Regions from separate parts of the Homo sapiens genome. Here region 1 is linked to region 2. Evidence: read pairs that join two places in POLR2A ChIA-PET (ENCODE). Cell type or tissue: PC-3. All regions are shown on one strand. Each heading gives the region's core, and the rest is flanking DNA. Links, peaks and the distances in the headings are about the cores only. Region 1 holds the start of NIPAL4 (NIPA like domain containing 4). Region 2 overlaps CYFIP2 (cytoplasmic FMR1 interacting protein 2).

What was found. ChIA-PET counts read pairs that join two places held together with the same protein. Peaks named below come from ENCODE experiments on the same cell type or tissue, not always from the same donor. Only the 100,000 strongest peaks of a DNase experiment are listed, where the experiment ranks them.
Region 1: POLR2A ChIA-PET joins it to region 2 with 13 read pairs; 4 of 35 experiments call an interaction of 5 or more read pairs at or near these places.

What each region holds. Positions count from the first base shown.
Region 1 is chr5:157,447,072-157,460,734 of GRCh38, forward strand. It overlaps NIPAL4 (NIPA like domain containing 4), which reads left to right and starts at 13,142. Exons shown (of 6, transcript NM_001099287.2): 1 at 13,142-13,286. The coding sequence starts at 13,250. It overlaps NIPAL4-DT (NIPAL4 divergent transcript), which reads right to left and starts at 13,029. Exons shown (of 3, transcript NR_136205.1): 1 at 12,937-13,029. RefSeq lists a silencer at 13,036-13,195. In PC-3, for the core only: no CTCF peak of the experiment used is centred there; no DNase peak of the experiment used is centred there; H3K4me3 peaks cover 1,161 bases.
Region 2 is chr5:157,362,337-157,377,284 of GRCh38, forward strand. The region is part of intron 26 of CYFIP2 (cytoplasmic FMR1 interacting protein 2); the gene reads left to right. It overlaps NIPAL4-DT (NIPAL4 divergent transcript), which reads right to left. Exons shown (of 3, transcript NR_136205.1): 2 at 2,190-2,269; 3 at 279-868. Among named protein-coding and RNA genes, the nearest start is that of FNDC9, 24 kb to the left of the region's middle. RefSeq lists a silencer at 1-70. In PC-3, for the core only: CTCF peaks have their summits at 4,571, 4,782 and 7,364; DNase peaks (open chromatin) are centred at 835 and 4,605; H3K27ac peaks cover 1,004 bases.

The sequences.
Region 1 (13,663 bases), core at 5,664-13,663, 90 kb after region 2:
TGGTTTTGTTGGGGTTTGACTAAAGGTCAGACCGCTCTGTCAGAACAGGCTTTCTGGAAATGCAGACCTTGAGATAGGTAAGCACCAACGTATTTAATGGGCTGGCTACAGAATAAACAGCTACATTTTTCTTTGGGGAGCAAAATGCAGATAATTATCACCACTTAAGCTTTAGTGCAACTGTGTAAAAAGGCGCGGCTTTTTATTGGCCCAGCGCCTTTGTGTGCAACCAATCCTGAGGTGGGCGGCTGTGTCCCCGCCCTGGTGGGCGGAGCTCTTCCCAGCCCAGGGGCCTTTGCCCATCAGGCGGTTCCGCCTGGCACTGGCTGGGCGGAGGTCCTTGGTAGCAGAGGGGCAAATTAACCCTCTGCCTCACTTGACAAGCCTGAAGAAAGCTTAACCCACGCTCTGGATTCCTCTGGGGTCCCTTATCCAGGCCAGGCCCGCAAACCAGAATTTCCAGTGTGACCGTGTTGGCAGAGAGTTAATGAGCAGCCAAGGAAGCTGTGGCTGTTGCTGTTGTAGACTTGCCCCAGAGGGAAGGACAGAAGAACGCCAGGTCCTTCCTTAGCCTCTCTGCTTGGAACGAGGCAGGTGGGAAGGGTGCATCTCAGTAAGTGGAGGCTAGACATGAGATTGGAAGCCTCAAGGGAAGGGAATCGGGAAAGTGAAACCCTAACCGCATATATTGAGTTTATTTGGATGGATACCAGTCCCTGTGCCACATAAATGTTTTACATAAAAGAATGGGCTCTGAAGCCAGGCTCAGCCAATTCGTAGCTGTGTCGACTCCGGCAAGTTGCTTATCTTCTGTATTAGGATCCCCCTCCATAATATGGCATAACAGTAGTGCCACCCCCAATCTCCAGTTTAACTTCTAAGCTGGCCCCTGCCTCACCCTCTGATTTTTTTTTAAGATTGAGATATAATCCACTTACCATGAAGTTTATCCTTTTAAAGTGTACAATTCAGTGGTTTTTAGTATCTTCACAAAGTTGTGCAACGATTTCCACTAATTCCAGAACTTTTTTTTTTTTTTTTTTTGAGACAGAGTCTCACTCTGTCACCCAGGCTGGAGTGCAGTGGCGCAATCTCAGCTCACTGCAACATCCGCCTCCTGGGTTCAAGCAATTCTCCTGCCTCGGCCTCCTGAGTAGCTGGGATTACAGGCACCCGCCACCACGCCTGGCTAATTTTTTGTATTTTTAGTAGAGACGGGATTTCACTGTGTTGGCCAGGCTGGTCTTGAACTCCTACCTCGTGATCTGCCCGCCTCGGCCTCCCAAAGTGCTGGGATTACAGGTGTGAGCCACCGCATCTGGCCCAGAACACTTTTATCATTCCAAAACCAAGGGTCCCCCCCAGCAGTCACTCTCCATTCTCCACTCCCCTCATCCCCTGGGGCCATTCATTTACTTTTTGCCTTTGTTGATTTTCCTCTTCTGGAGATTTCATAGAAATGAAATCATATATGTGGCCTTCTGTGTCTGGTGTCTTCCACTTAGCATAGTGTTTTCAAGGTTCATACATGTTGTCTCCCATGTGCGTCTCAATACTTCATTGCTTTCTGTGGCTGCCATGGCACGGATGTGCCACATTTTGTTTCTTCATTCATCAGTTAATAGATATTTGGGATGTTCCCATTTTTTGGCTTTTATGAATAATGCTGCTATGAACCAACATTCATGTACAAGTTTTTGTGTGGACATAGGTTTTCATTCATTTAAGTGTATAGTAGGGTTGGATAATTTTATCTTATACTATTCTCCCCTTCTGCATCATAAGGACCTTCTTTCTGTCCCTCAAGCAAACCACGCTCACTCCCACCTCAGGGCCTTTGGCCTAGCTGTCCCCTCTGTCTGGAAGTCTATTCCCCCAGATTGCTGCATACAGTTCACTCCTTATCAGTCAGATCTCAGTTTAAATATCACCGCCTCAGTGAGGCTTTCCCAGACCATTTTATTCATTCTCTGACCCTTACCCTATTTTATTTTCTCTATATCCATTATTACACTCTGATCTTTTTTTTATTTCTTTACTTGTGTCATATCTGCCCCTTCTATTAATAGAAATGAGCTCCATGAGAGCAGGTAACTTGTCTATTATGACATTAGCTATCCCTGGCTGCTAGAACAGTGCATGGCATGTAGTAAGCATTTATTAAACATTAGCTGTTATTCATACTTCACAGCACACTTAGAAAGTAGGTACCATTATTATGCACGTGTTACAAATGAAGAAACTGAGACTCAAAGGAATTAAGTGACTTGGCCAAAATTATGCAACTGGGAAGTGTCATAGCCTGGGTTTGGTGCCAGTACTATCTGGCTCAAAAGCTGGTGCTCCTTGTACGATGCTATACTGCTTATTTCAGCTCCTTCTTCCAGACTGATCTAGCCTCAAATTGTCAGTTCCAACAAGGATTCCTCTGGGCGTCGGAGACAGGGAGAAGAAACAGAAATGTGGATATTGTCTGATCTGGCCACACCCAAGAGGCCTGGCCCTGGAACTGGTAGGGGAGGGAGGACAGGAGCTGTCACCTCCTGGGAGCTTTGGCTGGAAAACAGCCCTCTCCAGAGCTGCAAGCCAAGGCCTGGCCTCCCTCCAGCAAGGCCCTGTGAGCCCCGGCAGGCAGCAGGCGCTCTCAAACAGCAGGCCTCCGGTACCATGTATACTCAGGTGGACTTCCTTTTATGCAAAATTCCAACAGGCATACTGATAACTAACTTCATGTGTGGTGCTGTTCTAAATACTTTTCATGTATTAACTCACTGGTTCCCCAAATTAGCATCATGAGGTATGTATCATATTACCTCATGTAACTGATGAGGAGATTGAGGCCCAGGATGGTTAAGCAAACTGCTCAAGGTCACAAGGCTCAAGAATGGTGGAGGCAGGATATAAACTCACGTTATTTGACTTGAGTTTCCTTCTTTTACTTGCCACTCTACCCTGCATCTCAGCAATGGATTTGAGAATAAGTCTTCATTTACAAAAGTATTTACTACTGGATAGCTGTGCGACCTAAGCTCTAAACTCAAAGCTTTCTGGCCCTTAATTGCCTTATGTGCATAAATGGACAAGAATCAGCTTCTCTTCTATGTGTGTTCTTTAGAAAAACATGCTAATATGTATTATGGCGGGGGGCAGGGTTAAGCTAAATTAGGTGGAACTCTTTGCAGCAGGATTTATCAGTGCCTTTAATATGCTAATGTACAATGGGCCTCTTCAAGAGAGGAGCTGAGGATATAGCATTTCTCAAACTTTATTGAACACAGAACGATGTGGAATAGTATTCCATGGAACACAGATTGGTAAACACTCATTTTAGAAGTTTATTTGGGCTAGGCACAGTGGTTAATCCCTGTAATCTCAGCACTTTGGGAGGCTGAGACAGGAGGATCACTTGTGCCCAGGAGTTCAACACTAGCCTGGGCAACATAGCAAGACCCTGTCTCTTCAAAGAATTAATTTAAATAAAAAATAGCCAGGTGTAGGGGCACTCGCCTATAGTCCCAGCTACTCGGGAGGCTGAGGCAGAAGGGTCACTTGAGCCCAGGAGTTAGAGGCTGTAGTGAGCTATGATTGCCCCACTGTACTCCAGCCTGGGCAATATAGCAAGACCCAGTCTAAATATTAAAATAAAAAGAGTTGTTTGCAGGAAAAAAGTCATATTTCCTGAAATCGGAGAGAATTCTCTTCTTTCTCCCTATTTTCACCTGCTAGAAAAAAAGGAACTTATAAACAATCATCAACTCCTTCAAGCCTGCAGGAGACTTTTGGTTAATATGGAGATGAGGAAAGGGAACTCATTTGCTGAGCATTTACTATATGCCAGCTCTGTGACTAAGACTTAGATTTTTTTTCATGATTCTCAAAACAGCCCTTTGAAGGAGGTTTTATTTGAAGAAGGTAGGATAATGTTGCAGATGAAAATGTAGGCTTTGGAGTCTGATAAACATGAGTTTGCATCTTAGCTATGTTACTTGATAGCTATAGCTGTGTGAACTTGGGCAAGTTGCTTAACTGTTCTATGCTTCAGTTTTCTCCTTGGCAAAATGGATAACACAACATCTACCTAATATGGTTATCATGTGGCTTTGCTGATATAATGCATGAGAGGCACTTACATAGAATCTGCACATAGTAAGCATACAGTAAGAAGTCACTGCATTGCCGGGCGCTGTGGCTCACGCCTGTAATCCCAGCACTTTGGGAGGCCAAGGCGGGTGGATCACCTGAGGTTGGGAGTTCGAGACCAGCCTGACCAACATGGAGAAACCCCATCTCTACTAAAAACACAAAATTAGCCGGGCGTGGTGGCACAAGCCTGTACTCCCAGCTTCTCGGGAGGCTGAGGCAGGAGAATCGCTTGAACCCAGGAGGCGGAGGTCGTGGTGAGCCAAGATCATGCCATTTCACTCCAGCCTGGGCAACAACAGCAAAACTCCATCTCAACAACAACAACAACAACAACAAAAGAAGTCACTTTATTATATCATTATCCTCATCATTATTCGTGTTTTACAGATCATAGAGCAGAGACCCAGAAAGGGTAAGTAACTTACCTAACGCCACACAGCTATTGTGTGTGGCTAAATTGAGACCCCTACACAACCCCAAACCTGCTCTTTCTCTCCAGGATCCCTGAAGGAGGCTAAGCCAATTTTATCTGAACTTGCAAATAAAACCTCTCTTCCTCTCCATGCCTCACATCACATGCCACTCAGGAGTGAGTGGGAATTTCCCCTTGGAACTCAGACCCTACCACCCATGCATAAGCATTCAGACCCACTTGGCAACAGCATGCCCATGGCCTAAGGCCCTGACAAATGGGTCTGGAGAACTGAGAAAGTCCTGAACCTATAGGCAACCCTTTATGAGCCTCTCTATACAGGGAGCATTCCATAAATGCCATGGCCAGTGCACATGCTGTATGCATAAGAAGCCACATGGCCCCTGCTGTCAACCTGGGATCTTCCAAGTCCTAGCATAGGTGGGGGATGCCTCCGCGGCTGTCACAGGGGAGGGGCAGCAAAGAGACAACATGGAGGCCGAGGGGGCAAGGTTCTAGGCTCTGGGCCTGAATCAATGAAAGCAGTTGCTCTTGAAATAAGTTCATATGTTGCCCTTCCATGTAACTTTCTATTTGAAAAAAAGGCTTGCTGTCTACCCCCATATCACCAAAAAAAAAAAAAAAAAAAAAAAAGTTTTAAGCACCACTGATCTAGTTCTTCATTTCCATTGGGTATATTGGGAAGATAGGCCCAAATGGAAAGGAACTGCCACAGGTCCCAGTGTGTTAGTGACAGAACAGGGACCGGAACTGATATCTCCTGTCTGTTTTTATACCAGCCTGTCAAACAGCAGAGTCTGAGATGGTTGTTTGTTTGTTTGTTTGTTTGTTTGTTTGTTTTTAACTGAAAGGGAAAACAGAGCCTAAGTTTGTTGTTCATGTTCAAGTTAACTTTAGAATCAGTCTTCCCTCTGGCCACATTCAAAGCTCACTGTGTTCCCACCCTCCCTGTTCCCGTATACCAAATGCTGTAGGTCCACACAGGCCCAGGGGACGATCGTTAACTACAGTCCTCCTCAATCCTCCACCGGGAGATTTCTGCCCTTACGGTTGCCAGTGAGAAGCAAACGTCAGGAAACAAGGAAGACAGAGTGGCAGGTGCTTTGGGAACCTGCTTGAATCCCAGCTTAGCTACTTATTCTCTGTGTGAACCTGAGCAAGTCACTTCACCTCACAAAGTCTCACTGCCATCGGCTGTAAAATTTGGGTAACTTTATGAAGTTACCATGAAGGTATCCTAACATGGGGTTGCTGTAAGGCTCAGAGGCAATACACATAAAGAACCTGCAACATGGAAGTTGGGCAACAAGTAATAGTTCATATCAATATTATTGTTTTAACTATAGCTGGTTTTCGACAAGATCTGAAGTTCTTATACATACTTTAAGTGCATTAGGCTCTGTGCACACCCACATCAAGGCCAAGCAATGCTGCACTTCCACATACATGCGTTGACGTGAGCCCTGCCTTCTACAGTAATTTGACAGTCTTCCACCTGCAGGCAGATGTTCTGATGGGAGAATCCCATAGATGCAGTTGGATCAGCCTGAGAAGAAACTGGCTCTAGAATTAGTCTGCTGGGTTTTGTTATGGCTCCACTATTTAATAGAAGACAAGTTTCTCAACCTCCCTGAGCCTCAGTTTTCTTATCTCTAAAATGGGAATAATAGCAGTCCCTAATTCTTAGGCTTGTTTTGAGGATTAAATGGGATAATACCCGTGAAAACCTTAGTGCATTGGCTTATCTTTTAAAAGTGGCCAAAAACTATTAACTCATGACTTGTCCTAAAGTCTGTCCTTTCTTAGAAAGAAAGCAAAGAAACAGGCCAGGTGCGGTGGCTCATGCCTGTAATCCTAGCACTTTGGGAGGCCGAGGCAGGTGGATCACTTGAGGTCAGGAATTTGAGACCAGCCTGGCCAACATAGTGAAACCCTGTCTCTACTAAAAGTATAAAAATTAGCTGGGCATGGTGGCACACACCTGTAATCCCAGCTACTCTGGAGGCTGAGGTGAGAGAATTGCTTGAGCCTGGGTGTTGGAGGTTGCAGTGAGCTGAGATCACGCCACTGCACTCTAGCCTGGGTGATAGAGTGAGACCCTGTCTCCAAAAAAAGAAAAAAGAAAGAAAGCAAAGAGAGAGATAAAAGTGCTGGGTTGGGATTCCAGTGACTTTGAGTCAAGTACTGATTCTGCCACAAATTAGCTGAGTGGTGTTGGACATAACCTTGCCCCTCTCTGTATCTCAGTTTCCCCACAACTTCAAACAAAGGGGGTTGGATTAGGTGAGCCTCTTCAACTCTGACTCTGGCTAAGGGCCGACGAGAAGGTTATATAGTTGCCCCATGTTGTGTCTGGCTGGCCCCAGTCTTCCCATACAGAGGAGGGTCAGGAAGGGGACTAATCTTCAAACCAGTGGCCTCATCAAACCAGTGCCTTAGTTAAAGGAACTGCTGTGGGAATGCACAATCCCAGTTTGAAATTCTCTGTCACTGTGTGTGACCTTATGAAAGTCACTTCACGTCTCTGAGCCTCAGTTTCTTCATCTGTAGGATGGGATTTAAAGTGGTACCAGAGTAAGGAATTGTAAGAGCACATGAGGTAATATCTGCTAAGTGCTTAGCACACAGAACTCGGTAGAGTGGTGGGTTAGTAATCATTATCGATGCCAGTGGATCCCATCGTTAGGCATGGTGCTCTTCTTAGAACCAGAGCAAAAATACACTTGTCCATTCCAAGCCTTATTTCTGACGTCAGCAAAGCTATTTATGAGGACAGCAGCCATCCCAGGGACACACCTGAAAAGGGGTGGGCCAGCCTCTGCATGCTGACCATCCAGATTCCATGACTCCCTGTCAGCCTGAAGGAGGTGACAACCATCTGTCTTTCCCCACCCTACCCAGAAGACCAGCTCAGCAGGGCTGGGAAGGACTTCAGACTATATCTTGCGCGGTCCTCTTATCCAGGTTGGATGTAAGGAGAAGAGGTGAGACCTATCCAGGTCTCACTAGACCTAGGACTGCACGACAGTATGTGTAGTATTAAAAGAAGTATTTGGGTTTGATTCTTAGTTTCTCAACTTGCAGGCTAAGAGTCCTCACAGGACTTCAGTTTCCTCATCTGGAAAACAGGCTTAACAACAAAGTCTCTTACTAGGGTTGTTGCAAAGATTAAATGAAGATTAAACATAATGTGAGCCGCAGACGTAATGTCTCTCCTCTCTATTCCTGCTGTAGTGCTCTTTGACCATAGCACACTGGAAAGACGCAATGCACTGATTTCTGGATTTCCTTTCCATTGTGAAGCTGTATGGAGCAGCAGAGTTGTTCTGGAGTGCTATTGTGCCGAACTCCTATTCACCTCAATAGGGAAGGCACCAGGTTCAAGGGGCTGAAGAAGAGACCCAGAGCCAGCAAATGAGAGGTGGGGTTTGATTGGCAGCTTACATACAGGGAAGAAAGTCCAGTGGTGGTGAGCTGGACAGGAAAACCCGCCCACTGACAACAGGCTAGGACAGGTAAGGACACCACATCATCTTTACCTACAGAAAAGGTCCACTGGTGACAGGCTAGACACGATGTCCTCTTTACCTACAGTCCGGCCGCGGTGGGCTGGACAAGATAACCCAGTGGCGAAGGGCTGGGCAGGAAAACCACAACCACTTGCAAACCACATGCAGTTTATATTCCATCTTCACTTAACACCCTCCCCTTAACGACCTCCACCTGGCAACCTTCATCCAACTCAAACCTCAGGGCTTGGATCTTCTGTACAGCCCATATTCCATGGGATAGGCAAGGGGCTCAGATGTTCCTCATAGACAAGAAACGAGTCTCCAGGTTGGCTACTCCCAGATTCCCGAGCTTAGAACAGACATTCAGGTGTGTCTTCTGTACAGGCTCATTGTAAGCGTATGCTTAAGTTATTGCTACCAGGTGCATTTATCCTACAGGTGCCAGTCTGAAAACCTGACTGGGGCCCGGACTGCCTCTCTGTTGCTCTGTGACCTTCTGTTGGTCACTTTCCCTCTCTGGCACTCAGTTTCTTCCATTAACAGCACTGCCCAAAAGAAACATAACATGAGCTACATATGTAATTTTAAACAGTTTAGTAGCCACTTTATAAAGAGTGAAAAGAATAGGAAAAATAATTTAATAATGTTTTTACTTAGCCCAATGCATCCAAAATATTATCATTTTAACATGTAATCAATATTTAAAAATCATTAATGAGATTTTCCTTTTTTTTCCTTACTAAGTTTTTGAAATCTGAGTGGTTCTCAACCCAGAGTGATTTTGGCAATTGTCTGGGGGTGTTTTTGATTGTCAAAACTGGGGTGGGTGTCGGGGTGCAGGGGTGTGTGTGCCGCTGGCATCCAGAGGGTAGAGGCCAGGGGTGCTGCTAAACATTCTACGAGCACAGGACAGCCTCCAGCAACAAAGAACGATCTAGTCCAAAATGCTAACTGAGCCTGTTTTCTACTTATAGCACATCACGATTCAGATTAGCGGCTCATCAAGTTCTCAAAAGCCACATGCAGCTGGTAGCTGCCATATTGGACGGCACAGCTCTGTAACCTAAAACATCTGGACATGCACTTGGAAAAGTCAAGTTTTTAAAAACTTGGGTTTTGGTGAATTTGTTTTCCTACTCATCCCAGAATAACTGACCGAAAGAGCTGCGGCTGGGTCACCAGTCGCTGGCTGGCTAAGGGCAGAACCCATCTGTCCCTGGCTTGTTAGACCCTTCGTAAGCCACCCACCCTCCTCAGGGAGACTGAGCCTGGAACAGACAGTGAACCCTGTTGTTCTTTTCTGGGGAGACAAAGCTGCAGGCCCTGCTACCTGCCTGACAGGGCCATTGTGGCTAGAGGAGAAAAGGGCTTTGTCAGGAAGCAGCCGAGAAGACTGCAGTTCAATGGGGCCCTTTATGTCTACACTGGCAAGATGCTCTGATGCCAGCCCTGTTGAGGCCCAGCCCCCTTTTAGAACAGATGGGGAGCCTGAGGCCCAGTGAGGTTGTGAAAGTCCCTGCAGTGGATCCTAGCCTCCTTCCCCTCATGCCACTGCCCTAAAACATGAGATTCTCCTGACTCTGAAAAGGCCGGTCTTGAAGCATAGGATAAACTCAATATTGCCCTTAACCCCTGACAAGGAGGCCCCTTCCCTGACCCTAAAATTTAGAGGTTCCACAAATCACAAACACATACAAAAATAAATGCATTAAAGAACATATATGTGCATCTGTCTCTCAGGATCTGGGCTTAGCTCTGGCAACTACAATCTGAAACATCCTCTCTTGTGATTCAAAAAGGCCACTAAGAGAAGCCACTATTTAAAGTGTTCTCAACATACACGCATGTATGCACACACACGCACAATATAACTAAGTGAGGTGATAGATGTATTAATTAGCTTAATCGTCGTTATCATTCACGATGTACACCTATATCAAATCATTATGTTGTACATTTTAAATATATATAACTTTCATTTGTCAGTCATACTTCAATAAAGCGAGGAAGAAAAAAGGTCAGACCAGAGGGAAATACTCCGAATCTCTCACCCTATGTTCTTGGAATAAAAGCAGTCAAGTTTGAATGCAGTGAGGGTTTGAGGACTGTACCACTCCAGGTTCAGTGCTGACTCCGTTTTATAGCACAAGGAGGAGCTGAACAGCAGAAATGCTTAGAGAAGAGAAAGATAAGTTGAATTCTCTTGTCAAATTCTCCCTTGCAGGTAGCATGGATGCATATATTTTTTCATCATGAAGTCTCACTTCCGAATAGGGCCAATCATCTAGTGTCTTGCTGCTCTGTGTTCAAATTCATATAGTCTTGGAGGTGTTCCCCTCTACCTGAACGGTGGTACCACACACCTCCAAAGTTAGAGGCGGGCCTGGGCACACTCACCTGCAGACTTGGATATATTCTGTTGGCAATGGCTATGACTTCTGTCAACTAAAAGAAAATCAAGCTTTTAAGGAATTAAAGTTAGTTTTATTCAGAAGTCTTACTGAGGTTCTGTAATCCCAGCATTTTGGGAGGCCGGGGCAGGTGGAACACCTGAAGTCAGGAGTTTGAGATCAGCCTGGCTAACATGGTGAAACACTGTCTCTACTAAAAATACAAAAATTAGCTGGGCGTGGTGGTGGGCGCCTGTAATCCCAGCTACTCCGGAAGCTGAGGTGGGAGAATCGCTTGAACATGGGAGGCGGAGCTTGCAGTGAGCCGAGGTCGAGCCACTGCACTCCAGCCTGGGCAACAGAGTGAGACTCTGTCTCAAAAAAAAAAAAAAAAAAAAAAGCAGAAGTCTTACTGAGGACTAGAGACTGAAGACAAAGTCTGGGAGGAGTCTTTCAGAGAGGTCCTGTCCCACTGCTCTGAAACAGTGTTTTAGCTCATAGCTGATATACACGTAGCAGAAGTGCAGTATGTGCTCAAACATTACATCAAACTTGCTCAGAAGTTACAGTAAAGCAGAATCACATGAAAGTCTGGGTGCAAGAGTATATCTGGTTATAGATGATAGAGGCATAGTCACTAACCTTGTCAAACATTATCCTATGTGTAGGAATAGGCAAGGTCTAGGGTCATTTATCTTTTAAGAAATATAGTGTCTCAGGCAAAAGTTGTGGGGGCCTTGTGCTGTATCCTGCTTTGTTTTCAAAGCATTTTTCCAGAGAGGTGCACATCATTACAGAATCAAGGGCTTGTGAAATTATGCAGCAAGTAAAATGAGCAAACGTGGCTTGTTACATTTGCTGTGTCTCACATTTCCCTTTCTCTTTTAACCTCTCCCTTCCCCAACCCGATCCCGACCCCTTGGAGAAGGGGCTGTTGCATTTGACAAAGAAATTGATCCTTATGTAGAGTAAGCAACTTGTTTAAAGTCATCCAGCAAATTAGAGGAAGCCCCATGCTGGGAGAACCCATCCTTAGAGGCCCAGCTAGAGGTCCGCAAGTAGACAGTGGAGGGTCGTAGGTAGGAGGACAGGCTTGGGGTCAGAGCAGCTCGGTTTACACCTGGCACCCTCGTTCACTAGCTGTGCAACCTTGGGAGCAAGTGTCTCAGAGTATTTAAAGGACAGTTTTTTCTATTCCTATACAAGATGTTAACATTAAGGGAAGCTGGTGACAGGTATATGGGAACTCTCTATACTATTTTCGTAACTCTTCTATAAGTCTAAAATTATCTCATGATAAAATTTTTAAAAATAACAGTTTCCTCTTATCTGTAGCATGGAAAGAGTAAGGATATCTGTCTCCTAGGAGGCTTCGATGAGACAGTGCCTGGAAAGGGGTTAGCACAGTGTCTGGCCCATGCTGACGACTCCATACATAACAATTCTTAAAAGCTGCCTCCTCCAGGAAGCCGGTGAGCACCACTGGCAGAACCAATCACTGCTTTCTCAGTAGCCCCACACCCTCACTGCCCAGGAGCAGTTTATTTCAGTGTAAAATGCCAGGCGGCTTAATGTGACCACTGACAGCACGAGTTTGATCCTGGCTTTTCTGCTTCTCAGCTGAGATCCCCAGCAAGTTACTTGAGCACTTTGTGCCTCAGTTTCCTTTTGGTAAATAATAAAAGTCTGTACATTATAAGGCGGTCATGAAGATTAAATGAACTGGAATTTTTCAGCACTTAGAACTCTGCCTGGCCTATAGCAAACTCTACATACCTATTTTTATGCTCCAGGTCAGTGGTTTTCTAACTTGCTTTTTACTGTTACCCATAGTAACAAATATGCTTTCCATCACAACGTGTGTATGTGTGTGTGTGTATAAATAATTTTAAAGTGGTAATTTCAAAAACATTGGTCTCTAAGAGATGATCACATTTTGTTTCCCCCATTAAAATATAAGGTACTTGGGGGACAGGGAATAGTCTGACTCATTTTGGTCTCCAATCACTTCATTTCCTTCTTTCATTTAATTTACCAAGCTCCTATTATCTATTCATTAGACATAAATATATATTGAGCATTAACTCACTATGTACCTGTTACCTACCAGCACAGATCAGACCTGGGTTGAATCAATGAACGGGTAAGGCAAGGAAAGGAGGTCGCAGGGCAGAAGGCAGGGAGGAAGGGCAGGAGGGTGAAATGGAAGGAAGGGAGGAAAGGTGGAGGGGAGGAAGGAGAGGGGGAGGGTAGGAGGGCGAGAAGGAAGGAAAAGAAGGAACCCAGGTTCCCAATTGGCAGCAGTACCCACTTCCAACCCCTATGTTGCCACTTCCACCTCGGCAGGAAAGTTGCCCCTTCTCCAGCCATCTAGGTCCCCTGTACTCTTTCCCTGGGGATGGAGCTGGGTGCCGGTGCAGGCATCGGAGGAGCGGTGCCGGGGAACCCGCCTCCTCACCTCTTGCCCCTAGCACGGGGCGGTGACTCCAGAGCTGGGAGCCTGGCAGCGTCCTCACCCCAGGAAGGCATGCGCCCCTCTGCGGGCGGCCCCAGCCCTGGGCCCCCTGCCCCCGGAATTGCCCAAGATGCCGGGTGACTCCTCCCCGGGGACTCTCCCACTCTGGGACGCGTCACTCTCCCCACCCCTGGGTCCGGACCCCGGCGGCTTCTCGCGCGCGAGCCACGCGGGGGACAAGTCGCGGCCACCTGCTCCGGAGCTGGGGAGCCCGGGCGCCGTCCGCCCGCGCGTCGGTTCGTGTGCCCCGGGCCCCATGGAGCTGCGGGTCAGCAACACCAGCTGCGAGAACGGTGCGTACGGCAGGGCTGGGGACCAGGCGGGCTCCGCGCTTCGCGCCCTCCCCTCCTTGCCACCGCTCTCCCTCGCATCCTCTCCTCCCAGGGGGGCCAAAGCTGGGGAGGGGCAGGGCCAGCACGAGGTGGCTCCCACCCAGCTTTGAAGATCTGGGTTCTGGCTGAGACTTCACTTTCATCTTCGCAGCTGGGATGGCTGAGAGGAGTCAGGGAAGGAAAGTATGTCCCCTGGGTTGAGATGGGGGGTTAGTGGGGGGCAGGCATTTTGACGACAGCAGACACCCTGAGAGGTGGTGGGGGCGGGGGGAGGATTCTGTGTTTTTAATGTGTAGTTGCTTCAGGTTTTAGTACCTGCGCAGTTTGGGCTTTCTCTC
Region 2 (14,948 bases), core at 365-8,364:
GGTGTGGGTCCAGGTTTCTGAAAAAGAACTCTGGTTCATATGTGAAGATGTTATCTTTAATTTCTGTAGGGAATCAAACATCCCATGATTCTAGCTTCCTTGGCTGTTGTTTTAAGTTAGTTACTATTACCTTCTTGCTTATCAGCTTGCTTATTTACTTCTCAGGGCTAGCTAGGTGCCTGGAATTTCCCTTGAAGAAACTCAAGATTTTATTTCCATGCTTGGCGGGGGCGGTGCTGCAGGGCCCCTAAGAGGGTTCCCTGCTCCATCTCACTCATTAGATAATTATTCCTTGGATATCATAGGACAGGCACTGTTCTGGGGCATGTAGCAGTGTCCAGCCCTGCCTCCTGTCCTGTCCATATTTACACCGAAATCATGTGTCTACTGTTACAGCAAGAGCTAGGAGGGGTGACTGCAGGGTCCTGTGGGAACAGAAGACAGAGAACTCGATGTGTTCTTGAGGTTGAGGAAGGACTTCTCTGGGGAGATGGCCTGGAGAATGAGCAGGAATTTGCCTGGTGAAGCTGTCCCAGGCTGAGGGGAGAACATGCACTGTTACCTTCATTTCTTATGATGGGGGACAGTTGTTTTACCCTGCAGGATAGTTTCAAGGCCAGAAAGATACACCACATGTAAAGCTCATGCAGTAAGAACTAAACCATTGGTAGTGTTGTCATATTGAACAAAGCACACCCCCCGTACATCTCCCTCTTAGGACCCCGCAGAACCAGCACTCTTCTTCCTGCATGACCACTTGTATTTGCTCTGCCTCATGGCTGACTCAGAGACTGTGCTCTCCTCCTTCCTCCCCAAGGCACTCCAGTTTGTCTCTGTTCTCCACATGGTGCTCCCAGTCGGCCCAGTCCTACAGGTGTCGAGGTAACGGAGAAGGAAACAGGATGTTACTCTGGGATGCCTCATTCTCAGAACCTAGTGGGAATCTCTTTTAGCATCCAGCCATCCATCCACTCATTCAGCAAGAGGCGTGGCGAGCCTCTTCATTGCCAGGAGCAGTTCTAGGTTGTGGATAAATGGTCATGAATAAGAGACAGAGTTTTACCATTTTTATTCCAGAGAGGGGAACGAGCAAAGTCGTAACAATCAGAGTGTGGTTGCAGATGGGGAGGGGAGCTGTGAAGGAATACACAGGATAAAGGGAGAGTGGCTGTGTCAGAGAGAGATGTGCTGTTTTTGAAGAGGCTGGAGCTTGGTCTTAAGGAATAGGGAGGACCTCATAGTGAGCTGGTGCCAAGGGGACAGAGGTTAGAGCCGTGGAGGGAGGCAGCCAGGCAGCAGGTCACTGGGGCTTCGTGGGCCACCACAGGATGCCATGTGAGCAGCAGGTGAGGGGGTCTGCCTGGCTGTTTTCAAAGGCCTGGGGGCTACTGGGAGAGTGAAGGACAAGGCTCTTACAGTCTAGAGCCCATCTTGGAGGCAATAGGTGCTTGGAGAATAGACGGGAGGGGAAAGGAGAAGCCTGGAACAAAGGTAGAGAGATAATGGAGCTTCTGAATCAGAGCCAGAAAGGATGCCTTGCCTCTAATTGTCTTTGTGACTTGGGATGAACCAGTTCATTTCATCCCTCAGTGCCCCCGTCCCTAAAATGAGTGACTTGGACCTGCCATTCTCAGACTCTCCCTGAGAGGCTCTGAAATGGGGACTGTTTGCGCTTCCTCTATAAGGAGTAATTGCTTCTCTGTTACCCCTTAAATGGACTCTCCAGACAGCTAATTGATAAGTTTTTTACACAGATCAGCAGACCCAGGTTGCTATAGCAACGTAGCCCTCAGAAGTCGTAGGGATAAATAGGAACAACTTCTGAAGGCCTCAGGGGCACCAGAACAGTGGAGGTGGGGCGGGGTGGCGGGGGGGGGTGGGTCCCTGAAGCCTCAGTCCCCGAGTGTCTCCTGTTAAGCACCTCTTTTCATGAGGAACTGTGACTCAGAGACCATCAATTCAGCTTCCCCTGTTCAGAATCCAGAGGCAGACTATTGATGGGGGCCGCAAGGAAAGGACCACTTCCTCAGGCACCGTCTGGGTGGTCACTCACATGTATCACTGAGGACAACAGGACACTCAATGACCTTCAGAGCTGAGACCTGAGACAGACCCGCTACAGCATGAATCTTTCAACCCCTTCTATTCATAAGTGAGAAAACTGAGAACCAGAGAGAGGAGGAACTCACCTGAGGTCACACAGCATAGCAGCAGCAGAGGTGGAAGAACTAAAGCACAGGTTTCCAATATTGATCCCAGTCCTTGGGGGCTAGGGGTCGGGGAAGGATGGGGAACACAGAGCAGGGATTAGGCTCACTGAAGTCCTCATTCTGCTTTCTACTTAGACAGCTGGGGAGATCTCCAAGCCTAGACAGTGCTTTCTGAGATTAGAATGAGGCATGAGCTTTCTGGAGTTTTTTTAGTTTAGGAAGCTAGAATTAAATTTTTAAATGACATACCAATTCTTCTCAATGAAAGAAGACTACTAATTGCCAAAAAAAAAAAGGAAAGATGCCTAATGGCCATCATAGAGGAAAGGCTGTATAAACTGTGGAATGTCCATTCTCATGGAAAACTCTGAAGCAGGTAAAAAGAATAAGCTGATAAAGTAGTTTTGCACATACCAAGATAAAAAATAGTGAAAGATACAATATTGAGCTTTAAAAAGTTTTAGGACAAGACACACATGATGCCATAGATATAAACCACAAATAACTCTGCATTGAAAAAGATCTAGAAAAAAAAAAGCATACCAATATTTAACAGACATTTTCTCTAGGTATGAGGGAGGAATCCAGGATTAGAGGTCAACAGGGACTTTTTAGCCTTATCTGGAATGTCTTAATTTCTTACAAGGAAAGCACATTCATGTATTATTATTGACCTATAATTTTAAAATAGTATATGCTAGTTTTAGAAAAACTGGGAAATACCAGAAAGTGCGAAGGAAAAAGTAAGAAATCTCTTGCCCATTTTACTTTTCCATTTTTTGTCTTTTTCTGCCTTTTTTTAAAAAACAGATTAATATATCATTGATAGGTAGAGGGATATAAATTTAACAGTTGATCACTTGGACAAAGGTATTTTCCTCATGAAGTTAGTAGGTGCTTATAAATATTTCTCAAAATTCAGGGTGCAATATTAGTACAGAAACCCAGGTACCTGTGCATCATTTTTCTGGTTTTTGGTTTTTATAGGGTGTTCTGGTGGTTTCAATTAATGTATTACAGTCAAATGCATAAATCTTAAGTGTACAGCTTGATGAAGGCACATGTCCATGTAGCCCAGGTCTAGACGCAGAACATTTATAGTACCATAGATGGTTCTTTCATGCCCTCTTCAGTGTTCCGCAAGGAATCGTAGTTCCGAGTTCTATTTCCAGAGATAGTGTTGCTTGTCCTTGAACTTCATGTAGAGTTATCTAGTATGTTTTCCCTTTCCTTTCTGACCTCTGTCATTCAACATTACATTTGAGATTCATCCATGTTGTAGATGATCCATTTTTTATTACCGAATCAGTTACTCTAGTATTCTCATTGCATGAACAGACTAACTGAATCATCCGTTTTACTGTGGGTGGACATTTGGGTTGTTTATAGTTTGGTACTATTATGAATAATGATGTCATGAATATTCTTGTACATGTGTTTTGGTGTATAGATGCTCCTGTTTTTATTAGGGAAATACCTATTAGGTTAGCTTCAAAGCAGTTTTCAAATTGTACCAATTTATACTCCCATTCAGCAGTGTATGAGAGTTATCATTTCTTTGCAGCCTCATAAACAATTTGTCCCTCTTTAATCATAGCCATTCTGGGGGGGCTGTCATGTTTCATTATGATTTTGATTTCCCTAATGATGCTGATTCTCCTTCCACATGCTACTAGCCATTTGGACACCATCTTTTGTGAAGTGCTGGTCAACATTCTTGCCTTTTTAAGTCATCTTTCTTATGGATTTGTGGCCATTATATACTATGGATACATGTATTGCAGATCTATTACTCTGGCTTGTCTTTTGGTGAATAGAAGTTCTTGAGGCTTAGTGTAGTTATTTTTTTCCCTTACGGTTTTGTGATTTGTTTAGAAAACCTTTCCTACTCTAACGCGTGAAGATGGGCTATCCTCTGAAAGTTTTAGAGGTTAGTCTTTCAACGCTAAACAGACCTTTAAGTCCATATTATTCACCTAGAATTGATGTTTGTGTTTAATGGGAAGTATAAATCTTTTATTTCCAGATTGTTCTGGCACCACTTCTTGAAAAGACCTTCTTCCTGCAATCTGTAGTGGTAGTGCTATGTCTGTCATTTATCTTGTATCCATAAATGGTCTGGTCATCGCAGCCTCTTAATATATTTGTTGGATCTTATCTGAAACAAATCAGCATTTGTTAAGTATTTTTATATGTATCAGGTTTTTAAAGGAAATTCTATTAATGTCTAGTGTTTCCTCTAGTATTTCCTTCCCTGGGAAATCAGAAAGTGGTCATTAGGGAAAATAGCAGTCACTAAGTTTTTGTTTAAATTTTGCTTGGTTTTCTAGACTTTCGGCCATTGTTTGTTATGCCAGCATACACCAGGAGAGGGACCTATTTGTACGTGTGAGGGAAGGCAGGCCTGAGTCCCCCGGGAAGGACAGAGCCCTTTAGTCTGCCTTTTACTGCAAGGCCTCTTGCCTGGAGTGTTCTTTGCCTTCATCTCTGTTACTTCTTCTCTCCTTATTAGAGTGGACCACAGAAACACTCCGGTCAGTCATTTGAGAGCATTACTGCCCTCACCAGAGGTGAGGAGAGTCTAGACCCAAACTCACAGATCCGAATGCCAGTCAGATCTGGAAAGGCCCCCAGAGACCATCCAGGGTTGGTTTCTCAACCTCAGCACCACTGACATTTGGAGCCAGATAATCTTTTAGGGGGTTGCCCTGGACTTTATAGGATGTTGAACAGCATTTCTGGACTATATTCCAGTAGTACCCTTCATTGTGGCAACCAATAATGTCTCTAGATATTGTCTGATATTCCTTAGGAGGGTAAAACCTCCCCCTGTTGGAAACTGCTCATCTAGTGCAACCTCAAATTTTGTAGATAGGAAAACTGAGGCCCAAGAGGGAGCTGATTTTCCCAGCATTACAGCTAGTGCAGGAGTCTGGATGAAAACCAGATGTGCCTTGGAGTCCAAAGATCCTTAAGGTTAGCGTATTACAGTACAGACAGATGCCCAGCTGAGCTTTGCCGATTGTTTTTGTTCTTTTCAACAGTTCCATCTCCACATCTGACCTTCTGTCTCCTACTTCTACCTTTTAATGTCTTTCCTCTAATTGTTTTATTACATAATTGAAATAAATTCATTGATTGAAAACTCAGAGAAGCAGAAAGAAAACAAAAACCACTTTGTCACACTAAGATGACCTCTGTTCACTTTTTTTTTTTTTTTTTTTTTAAGACAGAGTCTCACTCTGTTGCCCAGGCTGGAGTGCAGTGGCATGATCTCGGCTCACTGTAACCTCCGCCTCCCAGGTTCAAGCAATTCTCCTGCCTCAGCCTCCTAAGTAGCTGGGATTACAGGCATGCACCACCACACCCAGCTAATTTTTGTATTTTTAGTAGAAGAGATGAGGTTTCACCATGTTGGTCAGGCTGGTCTTGAACTCCTGACCTCAAGTGATCTGCCCACCTCGGCCTCCCGAAGTGCTGGGATTACAGGCATGAGCCACCATGCCCAGCCGACCTCTGTTCACATTCTAAAGGATATTCTTCCAGATGTTTTTATGTTCTAGCAGATTTTCTCATATAAAATTAGTAGTTATAAAAGCAGTACTCACCAAAGTGAGAAGAGTGACTGCCTCTATGGGATGTGATGGGTGACAGGGGCACGGGAGAAGTGTCTCTCACTTTTTAGACTTTAAATTATTGTTTAGATTTATTGCACTAAATATTTATTACTTTTTTCCTTAAAAGGAAAGACTCATACATAGCAAATGTACACAATTCAAATGCATGGAAAGTCAAAAAGTAAAAGCCCCATCTCAGCCACCCCTCTCAGACCGTCACTCCATACACCCACCTGTGCTTGATCCAGGATGATTTTGCCCATCACTCTGAGGGAAAAAAAACTCCTCCAGCTGCCCAAGAAGCGTGTCCTGTCCCTTTGCCCAGGCACCCACAAGTAATGCCTCTGGCCTTTCTGTATGAGTGTTTCTCTTAGCCCAGACACAGATTATGTTTTTGGTTGAAAACGATCCATGCTTTGTGGAATGGAGGCACTTTGACTCCCAATAATACCCTTCCTTTGTGTGACTTTATTTACATCTTTTCAGAAATGGCCTTATCTGAAAAACAACCTGCTAGTGTGAACATATCAGGACTTGGGAAAAAATGGTCTGACAGTTAAGAGTCACTGGTTCCACAGACAAGACCAAGAGCCCCATGAGCCAGAGTGAGAGACTCCAGGGCATATCCCATCCATGATGGCACTGTTCACCACCCACCTGCCGGTTGTCAGCACAGAGGGTTACCCTCCAAGCCCTCCAGTGGTGGGCAAGATGATCCCAGAGGTTTTTTGTTTTTTTGTTTTTTTTTTTTTTGAGACAGAGTCTCACTCTCTTGCCCAAACTGGAGTGCAGTGGCACAATCTTGGCTCACTGCAGCCTCCACCTCCTGGGTTCAAGCGATTCTCATCCCTCAGCCTCCCAAGTAGCTGGGATCACAAGCATGTGCCGCTATGCTTGGCTAGTTTTTGTATTTTTAGTAGAGATAGGGTTTCACCATATCGGCCAGGCTGGTTCTAACTTCTGACCTCAAGTGATCCACCTGCCTTGGCCTCCCAAAGTGCTAGGATTATAGGCATGAGCCACCGCGCCCGGCCATTCCCAAAGCTTTTAACTATTAACACACCATTTAACAATAGCAACAATATAGATTTGACTGATAAACATTTATCAGTTAAAGTTTTGTTCAGAATTTTACTGATGAAAATTTGTAGTCAGAGACCCTCAGCTTAGATACAAAATAGAGTGAAAAATGGCATAAAACAAGAACTGATCCATAGAAACAGGAGACAGAAGTAATAGGAAAGATTTCCCAGGTAAAGGTCATTAGCGTATCCTCAACACCTAACACAAGGCTCATTAACCATAAATCAGGGGAGGGACATTTCAGCTTCCTCCTGGTGTAATGTTTATCCTCTAAAATCCTCAAGATACCACCATTTGAGACAGAGGCAATCCATCACCTTCATCCAAAGCCAGCTCAATTTTTGCTTATTTTGTGAGCCTTACCAGTAACTGCCAAGAAACCAGAGCCTTGGTTATGTAGTTCTGTATCAATGACTTTTCTGTGAGGACACCCCCAGTGGGCAGGGTCATATTACAGTCTGCGCTACTGAGTATTATTCTACAATGGACATCGCCAAGCACCAGGGAGGCAGTGCAGGTTAGTGCAATGGTCTCAACTATGGCTGCTCATTTAAATCACTTGGAAATCTGCTTAAAAATTCTGATCTCTGAGGCCTGTCACAAGGAAAACAAAATCCTTGAGAATGGACCTAGTTTTTTTTTTTTTTTTTTTAAAGACAGAGTCTTGCTCTGTAACCCAGGCTGGAGTGCAGTGGCGTGATCTCGGCTCACTGCAACCTCCACTTCCTGGGTTCAAGCAGTTCTCTGCCTCAGCCTCCCGAGTAGCTGGGATAACAGGCACCTGCCACCATGCCTGGATAATTTTTGTATTTTTAGTAGAGACCAGGTTTCACCCTGTTGGCCAGGCTGGTCTTGAACTCCTGACCTCGTGATCCATGCGCCTCAGCCTCCCAAAGTGCTGGGATTACAGGCATGAGCTACCACACCTGGCCAGACCCAGATGTTTTAAAAGCTCCACACTTGACTCTGATGTGCAGTCAGAGTGGAGGATCTCTGATCTAGAAGCATTTTCTTGGACTAGAGCTGCCAGAGTCTTGACATTGATGCTTAGTTGTCACAGTTCTTGCCACATCTGCAGATCACTGATTCTGTTATTTACATAATCTTTTTACTGAAACTTAATTTTAAAAGGAAACTATCACTTCCATTTAAAAAAATCATCCCTTGCCATCATTAGAAAGCAACCAGAATAATACATTCAATCAATCAAAATACAGCAAAGTCATATAATTCCAGCTGCTGCCTGCCCAGATCTCTGAACACAAGCCCTACTCCCTCTTTGATAAAAACAAGATTAGTAAATATTAGGTGCTAACATGTGCTGGTTTCAAATGGAGACTTTCTCATTAAGGTTGTCAGAAAGATTGATAGGAAACTGAAAAAGGAAAGAACTTGCTCACTGTGTGGCTCACTATGATTAAATCACATTTCCTTGTATGCCCAATTTCCACTTTAGGAAATGCTAACCTTGGAAGACATTGGCATATACTTGAGGGAAGAGAAAGCCCACTTTCTAGGCCACAGTTTCCTGGCTATAGATCTTTTCCAGTTGACCAGACATGATTCTGATCCAGAATAATAATTCTATTATCCCCTTGACAATTCAGGGGACGGAGGAAGGGGTTGGAAGTGAAACATAGTAATATACAGCACTATTCAAGCAAGGCATAGATTGACAGGAAAAGATCACACACAGAATCAGGTAAGATTAAATTACTGATAGATTTAGCAAGGGCTATGAAGAGCTGCTGGAAGTGAGGGACCAGTGGAACAGGAGCAGAGACAGCGTCTCTCGGTTGGGCTTTCCACTGCACCTGGAGTCCCAAATGAGGGCTGGAAGCTGTGGCTTGTACATTCTGTGCAAGGGGAGAGGGTCATGGTGCAAGTGGGAAGCCTAATTTCTTGCCTGCTTCACAGGCTCTGTATCCTCGGGGCTTAACATCAGTATGCGGGAAACACATTATGTGCCTCCATATAAGGGAATGTTTAGAACACTAAGCTCTCTGGTTAGGGCCCAGCTCCCCGTCCCCCTCCTGCCAGAAAATCCAAGCAGCGATCCCTGTGGGGTGCCTGGACCTCCCATTTCCAGCTCCTTTCTCCATACAAAAACATAATGCATTAGTGTTATTTGTCTTTTTGTTGCCTCAAAAATCAGAGTTAAAGGTTAAGAAAATACTGGTTTGATGATGCTCTTTAGGAAATCAGCTAAAAATGGTAGTTTTTCACTCAGCTGTGAACAGAACCCTAAAGGTAGAGTCTAATGCCATTCTGCATAAATCTGGCATTCTTAGGATCATATTGAATCTTTTTAAAATATGTACGCGGAATCTTTATGGTAGCCTGTAGCCAAGAGAAATCAAGTCTCCAGTTAGCCTCATAGACTAAGTGAGTTGGGAACACTTAAGGTTTTTGATATTTGATGGAATCCCTCAGTTTTAAAACTAGTGGTCCATCAGTTTTAAATTAACTATAATATGAAAAGAAAATTAAATTAAGACAGAAAGTAATGCAAAAATAAAACATGAATCCCTTAAATTCTGATGTGAGTTCCTTACAGTAAAATATTTTTGCATCCTGACCCTAAAAACCTTTTTTGCTTTTACTGTCAACACAGCAATTTTACAGTAGACAGACTGTGGTTCTTAATCACCTAATGATTATTTCTCTTGTAGTTATCATATAGTGGGAATAATAAACATTAGCGTGACACTTGGTACATGCAAAACTACTGAATCATAACTTTTACTCATTAACTCCTCCCAGAGAGAAACTTCTGCAGAAGCACAAGCTCCTGGGAGTTCTCCAAGGAGGGATCGTTGAAGTTCGTTGTTTTTGTATAACAATTGCATATTATTCACACTTTGGAAAACTCATCATGGTTAGATCCTGGTTCCACAAAAAAGCTATAAAAGAAACATTTTAAGAACAATTGAGGAAATTTTAGTCTAGACTACATCGTGTATCATATTAAGAAAATTTTAAATATAGGGGAATCACAATTCTGAGGTTGCACAGGAGGATGTCCTTGTTTTTAGGAGTTGCATGCTTAGGTATTTAAGGCTGAAGTGACTCAATGTCTTCCATTTACTCTCAAATGACTCAGTAAAGTTAAAGCAAATATGACAAAATGTTCATTTTGACTGTACATCAAGGTTATAAGGATATTCATTATTCCTTCAAATATTTTATGTGTTTAGAATTTTTCCTAATATGAAGTTGAAGCGGGGGACATAAAACTTCAACAGGGGATCAAAAAGTTAAGAAGGAAAGGGGTTAAACCAGACAAGGTTGTGACATATGAGGAGGAGGAAAGTCATGAGGGTTTTTGTCTTTTCCAGCTACCCTGCTAGTTGGTAAGATCTATTCTTGGTAACATATATCCCGGAGCTACATCTGGCCTCATTAAAAAAATTTATAGACGCATTTGCTAGCATCGAACTTGGCTGTGACTTACAGGCTGACCACCTATTTGATTTACCATGAGGAAATACCAGTTTAAGATCCAAGAAAGACAAATGAAGCCAGGGAAGCTGGCCGGTCCAAATTAGAGGCCAGTGAGAGACCCTTAGAGAACACCTCTGGCAGCCACCCTCCTCCCATTGGCCGTGGTGGGAAGGCTTACCTTCTGCTTCAGGAATACTAACAGAGAAACACACACACACACAAATACACACACAAAGAATGCCTTCTCCCTATGCTCTGTTTAAGAGAAATGTCTCAAACCCAGCTCCACTGAGGGTCACTGCCTTTCCACGCTTGAGCCGAGAGAGGGTCATGCCTTAACATTAACAGCAAAGGGGTCTTCATACATTATAAATTTTATACTCTCCAGCTTAAAACTAACAGGTGGATTCTTGTTATACTTAAAATTCAAACTCCCAACTTTGACCCACAAGGCTCAGAAGATTTCAGCCATGCCTATTCCACCAACTTATCTATTATTACCACTCTCTGCCTGGCTGCACAACCCAACCACATGGCATACTTTGGGGGTCAAGTTACAGAGAAAGAAACTGAGGTTCACTGCAGGTCTGCATCAGGGCAAGACTGAATCCCACTGTCCTTGGCTTCTACCTTAAGGCTTGTTGACATTTACGACCTTGGCCTTGTAATTCAAGGGCACCAAGAACACCCCTTCAGCCCCCCAGAAAGAGCACTGCCACTTTCTATCACAGTGTCTGAAATTCTATTAGAGACTCGCTCCATGGGTTTGGAATGTTATCTGATCTTTAGAAGGCCCCACTAAAATGGGGTTGCCGAGATGTGTTGGGAGAAAGAGCATGCTCTGAGAGCTGGTACTTGAGTGAATATTCATTTATCAAATAATTTTGAGGAGTAGGATGATCATTTTAAAAAGGATGTAGGATAACTAAATATAGGCCCAAAAAAATCCAGATAGAAGCTTTGTACTGCACATGGGAAGATGCTGATAGTATATACTAAATGATAAAAATAGATTACAGAAGAGTAGGTATAATCTGTTCTTATTTTAAAATATATGCTGAAATGGTATGTGCAGAGAAGAACTGGGCAGTTCAAACTCTGGAAAAGGCTATAGCAGTGATGACTCCTGGGTGGTGGAGTTATACATTTTTTCCTCCTTTAAAAAATTTATCTGCATTTTCTAATTTTTTGAAAGCGAACATAAAGCTAGCCAATAAAAAGAAAAGAGGCTAGAGTGGCAATCATTAAAACATATCTAAGCTAGTAATTTTCCAGAGGACAGTCTTTGCCTAGGGGTTGAATTAAGTATTTGGTGCATTCCCAGAAGAAAATGACAAATTTCAAGTCAAATACCACATGTACAGTAACTAGATTATTAATGATGATGGTCATTGGAAATCAAGAACAGCAGATTTGTAGTTTGAATGCCACTGCCCTTTTCTAGTTCACCATGGCTGTCGATCGATCCTGCTGCACCTGAATTGGTGTCAGAATCCTCTCCAAAAGCCACTGCTGCCTCTCAATAGTGGTTGATGTATGAGGTGACCCCAGGGCCATCACTAGCACACATGTTGCCTTCAGGAAATCATAAAATGGTATCCTTCCTCAGGACATTTCACCTCTTTTTAAATATATTAATTTTTAAAGAATAACGTCTGCTAGAAAGTGATTATAAACAATCTCTGATTCTGCAGTGTGCTTGGCATTCCCTAGGATGTGATGCCCTTGGGTACTACACTTGCTACATAAACTATACCCAGCAGCCTTGGGTAATAAACTCCCCCCATACCCCCAAAATAAGCACAAACCCTGACAAGATGGTATCATTGTCTCCCAGCAAAAGCAGCAATGATCTGAGACCCCTGGAAACTGCCCGTTGTTCCAGCATTGCAGGTGCTGGCATTTGTCTTGCTTTGGTATCTGGGCAGCAGCTTTCCTCCTGAAATGCCCACTTCCACCTGGTCAGATGCACAGTCCTGTACGGCAAGGCAATGTAGCAAAGCCCAGGACACTAACTGGATAGGGCTCACCAGTCAGCTGTTCCTTTTTCAAGGCAGCATGGGGAAAGGAGGACTGTGGGTCTCTATTCCAATTAAATTGCGAACTTAATTCATCTTTATTTCCTGTCTGTAAATTTGCTGATTGCACATTCCAGTCACTTGTAATAAACATAGTTAGTTCCTGGGGTCTTTGCTGATGCATCAACTGCGTTGCAAGACCAGCCTCTCCATCCCAGCACCATTATGGTTCTGAAGGAGACTCATTCTAGGGGGCAGAGTCTGCTGCCTAATGACGAGTAAGGGAAACTCATGCTGGGGACATTTACTACCCAGAAGATTCTAAGTGGCCACTTGGAGTTTTAAAATCAGCATTCCCAACTTGAGACTTGTTAAAGGCACCCAGGAATCCTCATGCCTTTGTCCTATCTAGTGCTATAAGACTTATGAAGTAGAACACAGTGAGGTTGATATTAAAGAAGATGATTGCCTGGTAGGCCCAATGGCCACTCAGAGATGAGACCAGGCCTTTGGCAGCAAGGCAATCCTGAGAGGCCATAGCTCTGGTTTATCACCCATTTCTTCATTTAATAAGAAGTATTGCTCTATTATACTCTGCCTGTGTCCAAAGGAAGACACCATGCCTATCAAAGAACTGGTGTCATTAAGTCTGGAGACTCTTACACAGAATGAGGCCAAGGGGAAGGGCAGGGTGAGTTGCATGAGGCTCTCTCAGCCTGATTTCAGGTTGATTTCCATGGTCTCCACTGGAAACCATGTATCTTTGGATTCAGAAATCTTGGGTTCAAGTCTTGCCTCTATACTGGATAGCTATGAGACTCTGTTATATTCTCTAAGCCTAGCTTATCCAACCCATGGCCCAGGACGGCTTTGAATGCAGCCCGACCCAAATTCATAAATTTTCTTAAAACGTTGATTTTTTTTTGCGATTTTTTTTTTTTTTAGCTCATCAGCTGTTGTTAGTGTATTTTATTTTTATCTGTGGCCCACGACAATTTTTCTTCCAGTATGGCCCAGGGAAGCCAAAAGATGGTACACTCCTTCTCTAAGCCTTAGTTTCCACGCCTGAAAAGTGCTGGGACTGAGGAGCTACCTCACAGAGTTCTTAGTGTTAAGTGAGGTAATGAATGCGAAGTCTCCAGCGCTTAAGAAGCAGGTCCTCGGTTACCAAGAGCCCCCTTTCCTCCTCTTGCCATCAGCAAAGAGACTTGAATCGGCCTTTTCTCTAAGCCCCGTTAGAACTGAAAGCCTGGCTCCTGACTGCCCATAGCACTGTGGCCCACACTCCTCACAAGCCCAAGCCAAGGATGCCCCACTCCTTTCATATCAGCCACCTCATTTTATCCCTGATTTCATCCTCCTCCTGAATGGGATGGCACCTTTCCTCCCAGTTCAAAACCCTGCCCCTCCTCTCAGGCCCATCTCACAGCCATCATTTCCTCATCCTCCACAAACCGCTGGTCCTTTTATTCAACACACATTTTATCAAATGCCTTTCTCTGCAAGGAACTTGGTGGTGTTTCTCTCTCTTCTCAGTCTCCAAAGCCCTTTGTCAGCAACTTCTCCTATTGCACCCAATTGATTCTGTTTTATTTCTCAGTCACGGGTGTCCTTGGATCTCTTCTCCACTAGATGGTAAACTTCATTGAAATCTCATTTTTACAGAGCTCTACCTGTTGTAGTGTTTCCCACAGCATCCAGGCCCTTCCCTGGCTCCATGGTGTGTTTCATCTTCATCTCTGTGCCTTTGAGTTGTCTGCCAGATCACAGAGCAAGCACTCAATAGATATTTGGTGACCTAAAGAAAGGAATAAAGAGGTAGCAGCAAATGCAGAGAAGTGGCATCTTCCCTATTTCTGACTTGAAAGGTGTCTTTTTATCCCTGTTTAGGTTGTATGCTAGTAGACATGGAAATGTTCAGAATTTATGTATTCCCTTGAACTCAAGGAGCACTTTGTGCTGTTTTTCTCTTGGGTCTCATATAGTCAGAGGAACTGAAGTCTCCGGAAGGGTCTTGGTCACCCTGAGAAGCACCCACTTATGCAAACCTTGCACTTGCACAGTTCCTTTCCCCTGGGGTCAGCCTCCATCCCATGCTGACTTCCAAGCTCAGATCTACTCTGCAGACTCTGCAGGGCCTAGGCCTCACATCTAGTTGCCTTTTAGACATCTTCTCTTCCGTGTCCACACACATCAGAAATTTACCTTGCCTGAATCTGACCTTGGCTTCCTCCTGCCTGCAGCCTTGCTGTTCTCTGACTCCATAAACGGTACCAACGTCATACAGGTGCCCTGGGCAGGGGTCCTTTTACTCCCGCCCTCAGGTCCAGTCATCAGGTCTCTGGCCTCTGCTCACTTCCTTCTATCTCCTTTGCCGCTACTCCTGGCCCTGCTTTCTCCTGCTTGGACTCTTCCAACACCCCCTTTGCTCTCCCCAATCCTTTCTCCCTTGCAACCAGAAGGTGAAACTGCAGCTTGGCCATTTCCCTGATGAAAACCATCAGGATAATGTCTAGAAATCTAAGAGAGGCTTAGAAGATTCTTCCCAAACCACTCCTGCCCACCCCTCCTTCCTG